Linked DNA regions of Homo sapiens: region 2 is linked to region 1. Evidence: chromatin contacts called from ENCODE POLR2A ChIA-PET data. All regions are on one chromosome and are shown on one strand. The core of a region is the stretch at or near the end of the contact, and the rest is flanking DNA. Distances in the headings are between cores, read along the strand shown. Region 1 overlaps NFASC (neurofascin). Region 2 overlaps NUAK2 (NUAK family kinase 2).

Region 1 (5,794 bases), core at 998-3,497:
GGCATTCACTGCTCATCTGTGAAATGGTGAGACTATTCCACTCCTGTCGAAGGGTGAGTTCTTGTTCCCCAAGAATGACCTCTTGTTCCATTTCCAGCTCTCAGGTCTGAGCTTGCATGAAGTGAGTGTTGCCCCTTTCCAGATGGGCACTCTGTGATGTCAAACATGTAATTCTGTCATTATCCGAAACACGTCTGAGCTATGCTTTCGAAATCGCTTTCGAGGCTGCAGCACATTCTTTGAATATCCTCAGGGATGGGCAGTCTTCTTCCTTTTAGAGGGAATTTGATTTCTGCAAGCCGCCTAATCAGGACAATAAGTCTAGGCTCAAGCTAAATGAAGATACTTTTAGTTCCAAACAAATGAAGCTGATTTCGTTCAGCTTCTAAACTGACTCAGCAGTCGGTTCCAAATAAAGTTTCAAAAATGCTTTAAGCAAGAACTGCATCATTAAAACAGCAGGTGGTAGGCTATTATAACTTTTAAGGACAGCACTCATTTGGACTTTTAAAAATTATGATTTTTAAAAAAAATTAATTTGCTACTTTATATTTACATCTCATTTTTGTAAAAAGTAATTATTCTCTTTATTCCTATTCATTTGCTAATGTGTTTTTATGTGTCTGGCTGTTTATGCTTTTTATTTCCATAAAAATGTGGCTTACTCAGATCACTATTAGCTATAAAAACATAAAATGTCCTAGCTCAGTGGTTCTCAAACCTATCTCAGCTTGTTCAAACCTAGACTGCTGGGCCCACACTCAGAGTTCCTGATTCGGGAAGTCTGGGAGGGGCCCAATAATTTGCATTTTTCATACGTTCCCAGATTCTGCTGCAGGACCACAAGTTGAAAACCCCTGGTCCAGCTGAGGTGCTTTGGTCATCTAGTTCAACCCCCTTGTACAAATCAGTAAACTGAGGCCCAGGGAGACGCAACTCCCTTGCCTAGTGTTATAGAACTAGTTACTGACAAAGTTGGAACTGGAGCCCAGGGATTCTGTATGCCCATTCTAGTGCTCTAAAATGATCATTTCTTGGTTGAAGACTTCTTAGCATGACTGTAGGTTCTTACCATTTTGCAGGACCCTATCGAATTCAAATATTCCAGCCTGTTATCCTTTTTAGCACAACTGTGTCATGATTTTTATTTCATCACAGGAAGAGCCTGTGTTTAATTTGCCTCATTAAAAAAAATTGTGATAAAATATACATAATATAAAATGTACCATTTTAATCATTTCAGTTGTATGGTTCTGTGATATTAAGTACATGTATGTTGCTGTGTGCATCTACATTGCCGCCATCCATCTCCAGAACTTTCTCATCTTCCCAAAATTAAAACTCTACTCATTAAACAATAACTCCCTATTCCCTCCTCCCCCAAGCACCTGGGAACCGTCATTCTGCTTTCTGTCTCTATGAATTTGACCTCTCTAGGTAGGTCATATGAGTAAAATCATACAGTATTCGTCCTTTTGTGAGTGGCTTATTTCACTTAGCATGAATGTCTTCAAGGTTCATCCAGGTTGTAGCATGAGTCAAAATTTCCTTCTTCCAAATACTGAATAATAGACCTTTATTTGCATGGATATACCACATTTTGTTTATCCATTGTCAATGGACATTTGGGTTGTTTCCACCTTTTAGCTTTTGCAAATCATGTTGCTATGAACATGGGTGTACAAACAGCTCTTCAAGTGCCTGCTTCCAATTCTTTGGCATATCTGTACCTGGATATGATGTGGAATTGCTGGATTATGTGGTAATTCCATGTTTAATTTTTTTGAGGAGCCTGATTGGCTTTTTTTTTTTTTTTTTTTTTTTTTTTTTTGAGACAGGGTCTTACTCTGTTGCTGTCACCCAGGCTGGGGTAAGATCATGGCTCACTGTAGCTTCGAACTCCCAGGCTCAAACAGTCCTCCCACCTCAGCCTCCCAAGTAGCTGGGACCACAGGTGTGTACCACAACGCTCAGCTAATTTTTTATATTTTTTGTAGAGCCAGGGTTTTGCCATGTTGGCCAGGCTGGTCTCAAACTCCTGGGCCCAAGCAATCAGCCCGCCTTGGCCTCTGAAAGTGCTGGGATTACAGGCATGAGCCACCATACCTGGCCCCTGATTGGCTGTTAATTCTGGGAGTTGGAGGCTGGAAATACAGCTCTGTTCTTAATAAATTGGTGGGTAAACAGAGCCTGAACAGTCCCTGGCTCTTACCCATCTGGTGCTACTCTTGGTGCTCCCCTGAGGCCTTGTGATAAAAGAGACCCTGTTATTCACAGTTCATGGCCGGAGGCTGCAAATGGTCTCTAGGGTTTTCTCTCTTCTCCCCCTTGGCTCTCTCTGATTTCCGTGTCACCAGTTTCCATCCATATTTGTCTCCCTCTTTGCCTTTGGGCAGTTATCTGCTTGTATTTCTGTCTACCAAATCTAGCCAACCCCAAAGCACTCCCACTGTACTGCAGAACCAAGTCTGGAACCAATGGGTCAGCTTCATTACACTTGCCAAAAGACAAAATTACAACAAATTTAGTTAAAGATCGAATTAGCTTTTATTTGTGATCCTAGAATTGGGCAATACCTCATTCTTTAAAATGGAATGAGTGTTCCCATGACCTGAGCAGAGGAGGTTGGCTTTATAAGCAGAAAAAAGCTGAAGAAAACAGTCACAGAGAACAAAAAGCAGATTGGTCATTTCAAACTAACTGTCCTTCTAGGGTTAAAACAGAGGGGACTTCCTTATGCTGACTCAGGTTGACTGGAATCTTCTGGATTTTTGAAAACTGGCCCATTTCAAAGTTTGGTTTGATTCCATGGCACTGAGCACAAGTGACCTCGCATAAACTTTGTTTAATACACAACACCTTAAATTCTGTAATGAAATGGGATTGTAATCTAAGGAGGCAGTATGCCAGGTCATGGGGTGGGAAGACCTCCCATATAGTAGAGATTTTAAAATGCTTACAGAATTAAATGAATGAGTATGACAAGATGGCAAGAATGCTGTCAGGCAGAGCTCTAGGGCTGGCCATTTTGTAGGAAACAGCCAATTACATGGGTTGGTTTTCACCACAATCCAGCAGTCTGGGGATCCACCAACTCTAGGGAACCCTGTGCTGCCCTAGAGTTAGAGGAGGCAATGGGGAAGCCTCATGCTTTCTGCTTCTGAATGATCCCAGCTTGAGAGTTGAAGCACGAGTCTTCCTTGGGGTTCACCCTGGTTGGGATGCTTCCCGTGGGTTGTCAGGCAGTGAGTCCAGGAGTCAGCCGTGTTTCAGGAGCTCAAGGGCAAGAACGACCAGGCTTTGGTTTTGTTGATTCGAGGTTTCTGCCTGTCTGCACAACCTCGAATTTCTCTTACCTGATTTCAGGGAATATTGTGAAACTCTAAAACCAAAACTATTATTTTTTACATTTAAGGAAACTTAAAATGATACAATATTCTTTTCCTAGGTGATTTACAAAATCCTTCTGTCAATGAAGTTAAACTAATAGCAGCCAAGTATAGAGCCCCCATAAGGCTTGTTTCCACATCACCTTCCCAACTTTCCCAGGATCAGTTAACTGAGTGGATAGGTTACTTTAAAGAAAATGTTTTGAAGCAGCATGATGCCTATTATTGATGTCATCAGAAATTACCCTTTTGGTGATAGTACAAGTGCTTCATTACGCAGGTTAACAGGAAAAGTGAAGCAGGTGTGGTAGTTAATCCACAAAATCCATATTGGCTCAGAATAGCAGGTTATTTTGTGACAGCAGAAGCTACCACCTTTCTGAATAGTCTTACGGTGTTCACTTTTACCCACACACTGGTGAATATCTTCTCAGCCCTGGGGACTTTGTGTTTCCCTTCCTCCAGGCTATGTTCCCTGAAGGAGGTAGTCTAGACGTCCGCCCCCAGTGTGCAATATCCTTGTTTCCTTTCCTCAATTAGAATGGAGGCTTCTCAGAGATCCCAGATCCCAGAAACAGTCCGGGAAGGCCAATGTACTGGGTGGTAATTGGTGAGATTTATCTGGCGGCTGGGAGCTGTCATCAGGTTTTCAGAGTACAAATTTGTATTAATAGAATCCATTAACATCAGTGCTTGCAGCAAATTGTAACCAGACTCCACCTTATCACAGCACCATGCTACTGCTTCAGAGGGTAATTCCCCTCCGGCAGCCGACTTCTCTTTCCTGCTGTTCTGTGTGTAAAAATGAGAGGATGTTTATTTCCTCGGGGCTGTAACAAAGTCATCAAATGAGACCAAAAAGGTCTTTGTGGGCCTCCCCTATCTCTGAGAGCTGCTCTGGTGCCATCTGCTTAGGGTGAGGCTGAGCACACAGGCAAATTGGTTGACTTGCCTGACAGAAGATGTAGGGGAAGAGTTGTTTCTTATTTAAAATCCCCTGAGGTGGAGGCTGTGCGATGACCCCTGGGTAACACCTATCCCTTCCTGCATCCATCCATTCACGCAGGTTGTGTTGGCTGCACATGTGCTCATGCTGAAGCAGCCCAGAGTGCAGAGCTGTGAGACCTGCTGCATGCCTGCCCAGAGCCCCCATGTGATTGAGGGATCCAGACGGCACTATGTGAAAACCTAGGAAGCAATACAGGGCAGGCCTGGGGGCAACCAACCCCATCCTTTTATAAGTAAATAAAGTGGGCACGGGAAACTTAGCTTTTTCTCTTGAACTTGGTATGAAGAAAAATCAGAAGGGGAGAAGGGAAACATTTTCAGTAGCTTAAGTAAAGGTCCTTGAGAAAAAGGATGCCTGGTGTCTTTGGAAAGCAGGGAGGCACTTTTTTTTTTTTCTTTTTTTTTGAGATGGAGTCTCACTCTGTCGCCCAGGCTAAAATATAATAGCATGATCTCTGCTCACTGCAACCTCTGCCTCCCAGGTCCCAGCTATTCTCCTGCCTCAGCCTCCCGAGTGGCTGGAATTACAGGCGCCCACCACCACACCTGGCTAATTTTTGTATTTTTAGTAGAGACAGGGTTTTGCCATGTTGGCCAGGCTGGTTTCTAACTTCTGACCTCGGGTGATCCACCCGCCTCAGCTGCCCAAAGTGTTGGGATTACAGGCGTGAGCCACCGCACCTGGCCAGGGAGGCACTTTTCTAAGAAGTGGGTGGTAGAGGGAGTGATAGTGGCATGCATCCCCTGATGCTCACCCAATGGTCTCACCCTGGTAGTGGGCCAGGCCTTCTCCCAAGGATAGTGGGATGAGCCAAGAAGGTATTACTTCAATTCAGGGCCAGAAATTTGGGTCTCCATTGAAGCAGCTAGACATAAGGTGCCTAAAGTCATACTTGAGAGTAGAATGTAAAGGTCTCTTCCCTGATTGGGTCCTAGGTCACTTGGCATCTTGGCATGGAATCCCTAGAAAGCAGAACCTCGGGCAAGGCTTATGTGTTACAACTTTATTAGGGAGTGCAATCCCAGAGAACAGAAGTGAAGGAACAGGCAAGAAGGGCGAGGAGAGGATGAGCCAATATGAGGATGCCCCCACTTCCTGGTCTCAAACCCAACCAGTGGCTCAGGCTATTGGAAGTGTAGAGATGGACTGTTGCTAGGGACAGTGCATCAGGAGAAGGGCCACCCTTTCCCACTGGTCAAAGTTTCAAACCATGGGTCATTAATTCCCCTGAATTTCTGGGTTGCACATGCCTGGGATCTCTGAATAGGTCCTACTTTATCTCACCCCTCATTGTCAATAAGAGGCCCTAGGGCTAGAAGCAAGAGGTGCAGGAAGCTAGGCATACGTCGTGGCACTGTGGGGTGGTGCCTGTATGAAGTGGGTAGCTCTTGCAGAG
Region 2 (5,794 bases), core at 1,434-3,933, 410 kb after region 1:
TTCATGGTCCTGGTTGCAGAAGGCCCTTTGCTGTCTCTCAAAGCTGCTTCCCCACCTCCCCCAACCCTCGTCATCATCTGGGTTCTTCACATTCCGGAAGCACTGATGTGGCACTAAATATTCCTGCAGCTTCAGCCTTCTCCCTTGGGGGCCCACGTCATCGCTGTGAGCCTGGTTTCTGGAATGTTTTTGATATGAAGCATCCAGGCAGGTGAGGGGAAGGGCTGTGCAGGGTGGGATCCACAGTCCCTCATCTAGGTCTCTTTGGAACCAAGAAAATAGACATTCTCTTCCAGCTCAGATTTTCTTTCCCCAGAAGGCTTCCCCCACATCCACCCCCTCACCTTGCCCACCCTTCCCTCCACCTGGCTTAGAAGAGGTTACATAAGCAGATGCAGGAGGACACAGATGTTAGGACCGAATGGTTATGTTAGGACACAGATGTTAGGACTCTCCTTTCCTGAAAGTCCACCTCCCCCAGCCCCTGCTGAGATAGCACTGATGGAAAGGGCTGTGTCCTCTCCCTCCCTCCCCATTCCACACCCTGCGCGTCCCTTAGGTACAGGCTTTCCCTCCACTGTGTCCTCCTCTCCTCCATCCCCTCCAATTCTAGTCCTGTCCCTCACCCTTCAGCTTCTCGCCGGGCGCAGTGGCTCATGCCTGTAATCCCAGCACTTTGGGAGGCAGAGGCAGGCGGATCATGAGGTCAGGATATCGAGATCATCCTGGCTAACATGGTGAAACCCCGTCTCTACTAAAAATACAAAAAATTAGCCGGGCGTGGTGGTGGGCGCCTGTAGTCCCAGCTACTTGGGAGGCTGAGGCAGGAGAATTGCGTGAGCCCGGGAGGCGGAGCTTGCAGTGAGCCGAGATCACACCACTGCACTCCAGCCTGGGTGACAGAGCGAGACTCTGTCTCAAAAAAACAAACAAACAAAAAAACACTCTTCTGCTTCTCCCACTCACTCTCTCTCTCTCTCTCTTTTTTTTTTTTTTTTTTTTTTTGAGACTGAGTCTTGCTGTCACCCAGGCTGGAGTGCAGTGGCGCAGTCTAGGCTCACTGCAACCTCTGCCTCCCGGGTTCAAGCAATTCTCCTGCCTCAGGCTCCCAAGCAGCTGGGACTACAAACATGCTCCACCATGCCTGGCTAATTTTTTTTGTATTTTTAGTAGAGACGAGGTTTCACCATGTTGGCCAGGCTGGTCTCGAACTCCTGACCTCAGGTGATCCATCCACCTTGGCCTCCCAAAGTGCTGGGATTACAGGCATGAGCCACCACGCCTGGCCTCACTCTCTTCTTTCTTAGCTTTCTCTTGGGGCTTGTGGAGACTAGGAAAGGGCACTTGGGAAATTGGCATATTCCTTGTGCCTGCAAAAGAACCTGGCATATAATGGATGCTCATATAATAAATATTTATAAATAAACCTGGCATATAAATTTATAGTTCCTTCACTTACATTCTTTTATCCAATTCTCCAAACACCATGCCATTCAAGTGAGTCTGTGGGATGCCAAACCTGGGTTTGAGGTCTGATTTCTCCATTTGCTATCAAGTTCCTTTTTTTTGAGACAGAGTCTTGTTCTGTTGCCCAGGCTGGAGTGCAGTGGCACAATCTCAGCTCACTGCAACTATCGCCTCCCAGGTTCAAGGGATTTTCCTGCCTCAGCCTCCCGAGTAGCTGGGCCTAGAGGAGTGCGCCACCATGACCGGCTAATTTTTTGTATTTTTAGTAAAGTCAGGATTTCACCATGTTGGCCAGGCTGGTCTCGAGCTCCTGACAAGTGATGCTTCTGCCTCGACCTCCCAAAGTGCTGGGATTACAGATGTGAGCCACTGCGCCTGGCCTACTTAATGTTTTTGAGTCTCCATTTCTTTTATAAAATGAGAATGATAGAAATAGTACTGAACTAACAAGACTATCGTGAGCATTACATGAGGTAACACACCTAAAGGGCTTGACCCATAAGCACTTAGTGAATGGTAGCCCCTATTATTATCTCCGAAGATGCAATTCTTTCCATCATCCAAACTCCCTTTTTCTTCTTTTTTTTTTTTTTTGAGACCAGGCTGGAGTGCAGTGGTGCGATCTCTGCTCACTGCAAGCTCCGCCTCCTGGGTTCACGCCATTCTCCTGCCTCAGCCTCCTGAGTAGCTGGGACTACAGGCGCCCGCCCCCGCGCCCGGCTAATTTTTTATATTTTTAGTAAAGACGGGGTTTCACCGTGTTAGCCGTGATGGTCTCGATCTCCTGACCTTGTGATCCGCCCACCTCTGCCTCCCAAAGTTCTGGGATTACAGGCATGAGCCACCGCGCCGTCCCCAAACTCCCTTTCAACATGATCTGAACCAATAACAATTTCTCACTGAATTGCATGCTACCTTACCCACAGCCTGTAACCTCCTTGAGGCTAAGATCTCTGTTTTTTTTTTTTTTTTTTTTGCACCAGGGATACAGCAATTACCTCTGTCTTCTACTAAGCTTAGCACACAAAAGGGCTTGATTCATGAGAGGAATGAATAAAGGAGCACTGCTACCCCCACAGCTGAACTCTAAGCTTCTGGAGATAAACCCACCCCCTGGATTTTTTCCATGTTTACCCAGAGTCTAGCCCAGAGTTCCAGCACTGAGTAGGACCTCAGAGACTTAAGACCTAAGTACTCCAGTGTCGCCTAAGCAATGTCTTGTTTGCTCTCCCATCTTGACCTCATAGTTGCCTTGCCCTCCCCATCTCCTTTGCAGACTAGTGACTTTGCCAGCTCAGCTCTCCAGGTGTGGGAGGGGAGGTCCAACGCGCTCCACTGGGCAGGCACCGACAGCCGGCAGGACAGGTGTGTTGTGGGGCCAGAGCCAGAGCTGGGGACGTTTGGAGGCCTCCTGTGACTACCAGAGTGGGTCGGGGTGGGGGAGGGAGGCTGCCTGAAGCCAGAGCCAGCCGGCTGCTGGCCGGCACTTTGTCCTCATCCTCCCTTTCATCCCCAGCCCTCGGAGCCTGGGAGTTTCTCAATGGAGCAGGCGTGTGGGGAATGCTCTGCAGGGGGCTGAGGGAGTTGGCGTACGGTGGGGGTGGACATTCCAGGCATTCTTTGCTTTCTCTGGGAGTCAGGCAGTGAGGACGGAGGGGGGAAAAGCTGCCCAGCACCAGAGTAAAGGGGATTTCTTAGGAGGGAGAGAATAAAGGCTGTGGGGGTGTCTTTACGCAGCAGGAGCAGGGCTCAAGCAGACAGGAGCAGGGGTGGGAGGAGAAGGAGGCAGGTGGTGGGGGCAGGGTGGGATAATCTGCCAAATCCACTTCTACTTTAGTGCCAAAGGCCGGAAGAGCAACTGGGACCCTGGGCCCAGGGCCTTCCCACCTGTGTGCTTAATAGGGTCAGGCCAGAGCTACTGAGCTCACGTTTGTTTTGATTCGGCAGTTTTTCTATTTCCCATCCCTGGCAGCCTAGGGGAACGAGTATTAGGAGAAGGCTCAAAAACCTGCTCAGCACCATCCCTCCCCACCTCAGTCACCAAAGAGAACAGCAGGGCCTGCTTCCAATCACCTTTCTGGTTTTAATGGTACTTTTTGGCCACGGAGGTCCATTAGGTAGAGACCATTAGGTAAAGAGACTCAAGAGTGTGGAGTGGAGTGTGGGGGGTTGTGGGAGGAGGTGGAAATAGTTGCAAAAATATCTCTCTGTACACAAAACTTAGATGTCATAGTGGATTTTCCCAGAACATAGCATTCACATTATTGAAAACAGCAAGATTCACTTTTCCTAAAACACAAAGCCAAGAACATAAAAATAAATATGGACATTCTAGAGTCCTGAAGGCCTAGAGAACACATCCATAGTCTGGACTTTAGAGCAGCTTAGAGGCAGAAGTTCTGAGTCACTGAGGTCCAAGGTGGAGTCCAGAGGAGGCTGGGCCCCTTGAGATGAAGTCCACACAGCAGGCGGAGGCTTTTCAAGTCTTTCAGATTCACAGCAGCAACTTCAGGAGGCTCAGGCCAGGTTTGGAGGATGGAAAAGGGAAGAGAACCATTGAAGAAACAGAGATTGTGTTCTCTTACTCCTAGGCTAAATAAGGAAGGGTTAGGTGGGGCGCGGTGGCTCACGCCTGTAATCCCAGCACTTTGGGAGGCCGAGGTGGGTGGATCACCTGAGGTCGGGAGTTTGAGACCAGCCTGACCAACATGGAGAAACCCTGTCTCTACTAAAAATACAAAATTAGCCGGGCATGGTGGCGGGCGCCTGTAATCCCAGCTACTAGGGAGGCTGAGGCAGGAGAATCGCTTGAACCCGGGAGGCGGAGGTTGAGGTGAGCTGAGATCGCGCCATTGCACTCTAGCCTGGGCACCAAGAGCGAAACTCCGTCTCAAAAAAATAAATAAATAAATAAAAATAAAAATAAAAATAACGAAGCGTTACTCCAGACCATTCCCAGGATGCCTCATGCACATTAGGGGTGCCACCATCCAGTTCTGGTGGTTGGTAGGAACGGGAATGTGTGTGTAAAGAGGTCTGGCCCCACTTGGGCAGGGAATGAGTAGGGAAGGAGCTGTCCTTAGAAGGCACCATGTGTACAGAGTATTCATGGGATGCAGGAGATGGGCCCTGGGAGAGTTCTCTTTCCAGGTCTCTGTGGCCCCCCCATGTACACAAGAAACAGGCAATGTGGACTCTGTCGCGGGCATTCCCGTTCCCCTCTCTTTAGTATCCTCTTCGTTCAGCAGGGCTGAAGACAGACACTGAACCCTTGGCGCATTTCATTTGCCTACTTCCCATATCCAGCCCTGCTCAGGGCTCCACTGCAAACCCTCTCAGCCTTCTGAGCTGGGATGCAGGTCCTGGGAGGTGGGGGAGAAGGCATCTCCCCTCGGGGTGCAACCAGCTGCATCTGAGAGCCTGACCGGGCTGGGGCAATGCCTACTCCACTCAGGTGAGCTTTGAGCAGACCCTCAGTGCCTGTCGGTAGGTCGCTGTCACCTCCTGGCAGTCTGTCAGGGAAAAGCAGCTGTCCCCCAAAGGATCCTGCCGCCAGCGCCTCAGGCAGCTTCCAGGGCCCTCTGAGGGGGGCTCCTCAAGCCCCGTGAGGTTGTCCACAGACACACAGCCCCGCAGTGGGGGCTCTGGGAGCCGTTCAGGCAAGTCCAGCTGGTCAAAGGACTCAGAGGACAGGATGCTGTCCTCGCTCACAGCCCCTGAGGGTCGGCTGGCCCGGGCCAGGGGGCGAGGTGGGGCGAGTTCATCCAGGGAGCCGAAGGTGGTGGGGGCCGCGAGCTCCAAGGCTGTCTGGGAGAACTTGCCATTGAGTTTGAGGATGCCTTTGCGATGGAGGAGCAGCCCTGAAGCTTGCGGAGGCTTCTGCTCCTTGGGATCCCCACTCACAAACACGTCGCCTGCGTCCAAGAGCTCCCCAGATTCACTGGGCTCGGGAGAGGAGTAGTAGCCAGACTCGCGCTGTCGGGGCTTCTTGAGAATGCCCTTCTTGGGGAGCAGGGGGGCAGCCTGCCCTGGGCTCGCAGGGATTGGGCTGAGCTCCGGAGGGTCCTCCTGTACCCCTTCTGCAGAGGCTGACACCTTCTTCTTGAGAATGCCCTTTGGCAGCTTGAGGTTGCTCTTGCCAGGGCGATGGGCAGTGTCATCAGCCGTGTCACTGTGGAGAGACTGGGCCATGTCATTCTCCTTGCGGGACTTCTTGAGCGAATGCTGGCGCTCCAGGCCAGGGGTGGTGCTTCCCCCACCAGGTGCATGCTGCTTGAAGAAGCTGCACACCTTGGCCCCATTCTCCAGGAGGGGGCGGGAGGAACGC

What was found. ChIA-PET counts read pairs that join two places held with the same protein, here RNA polymerase II (POLR2A).
Region 2: POLR2A ChIA-PET joins it to region 1 with 13 read pairs in BJ. The contact joins two enhancer-like sites. POLR2A ChIA-PET finds 5 or more read pairs at or near these places in 2 of 52 experiments (BJ and activated T-cell).

Annotation. Positions count from the first base shown.
Region 1 is chr1:204,885,786-204,891,579 of GRCh38, forward strand. The region is part of intron 1 of NFASC (neurofascin); the gene reads left to right. Among named protein-coding and RNA genes, the nearest start is that of NFASC, 60 kb to the left of the region's middle. Within about 2 kb of position 2,248, at least 5 of the 41 ENCODE cell types and tissues checked have a DNase peak (open chromatin) inside an H3K27ac peak, as active enhancers do.
Region 2 is chr1:205,298,533-205,304,326 of GRCh38, forward strand. NUAK2 (NUAK family kinase 2) reads right to left here. Exons shown (of 7, transcript NM_030952.3): 7 at 3,531-5,794. The coding sequence ends at 4,918. Among named protein-coding and RNA genes, the nearest start is that of NUAK2, 20 kb to the right of the region's middle. RefSeq lists enhancers at 2,081-2,932, 2,849-3,143, 2,933-3,785, 3,786-4,637, 5,491-5,794. Within about 2 kb of position 2,684, at least 17 of the 41 ENCODE cell types and tissues checked have a DNase peak (open chromatin) inside an H3K27ac peak, as active enhancers do.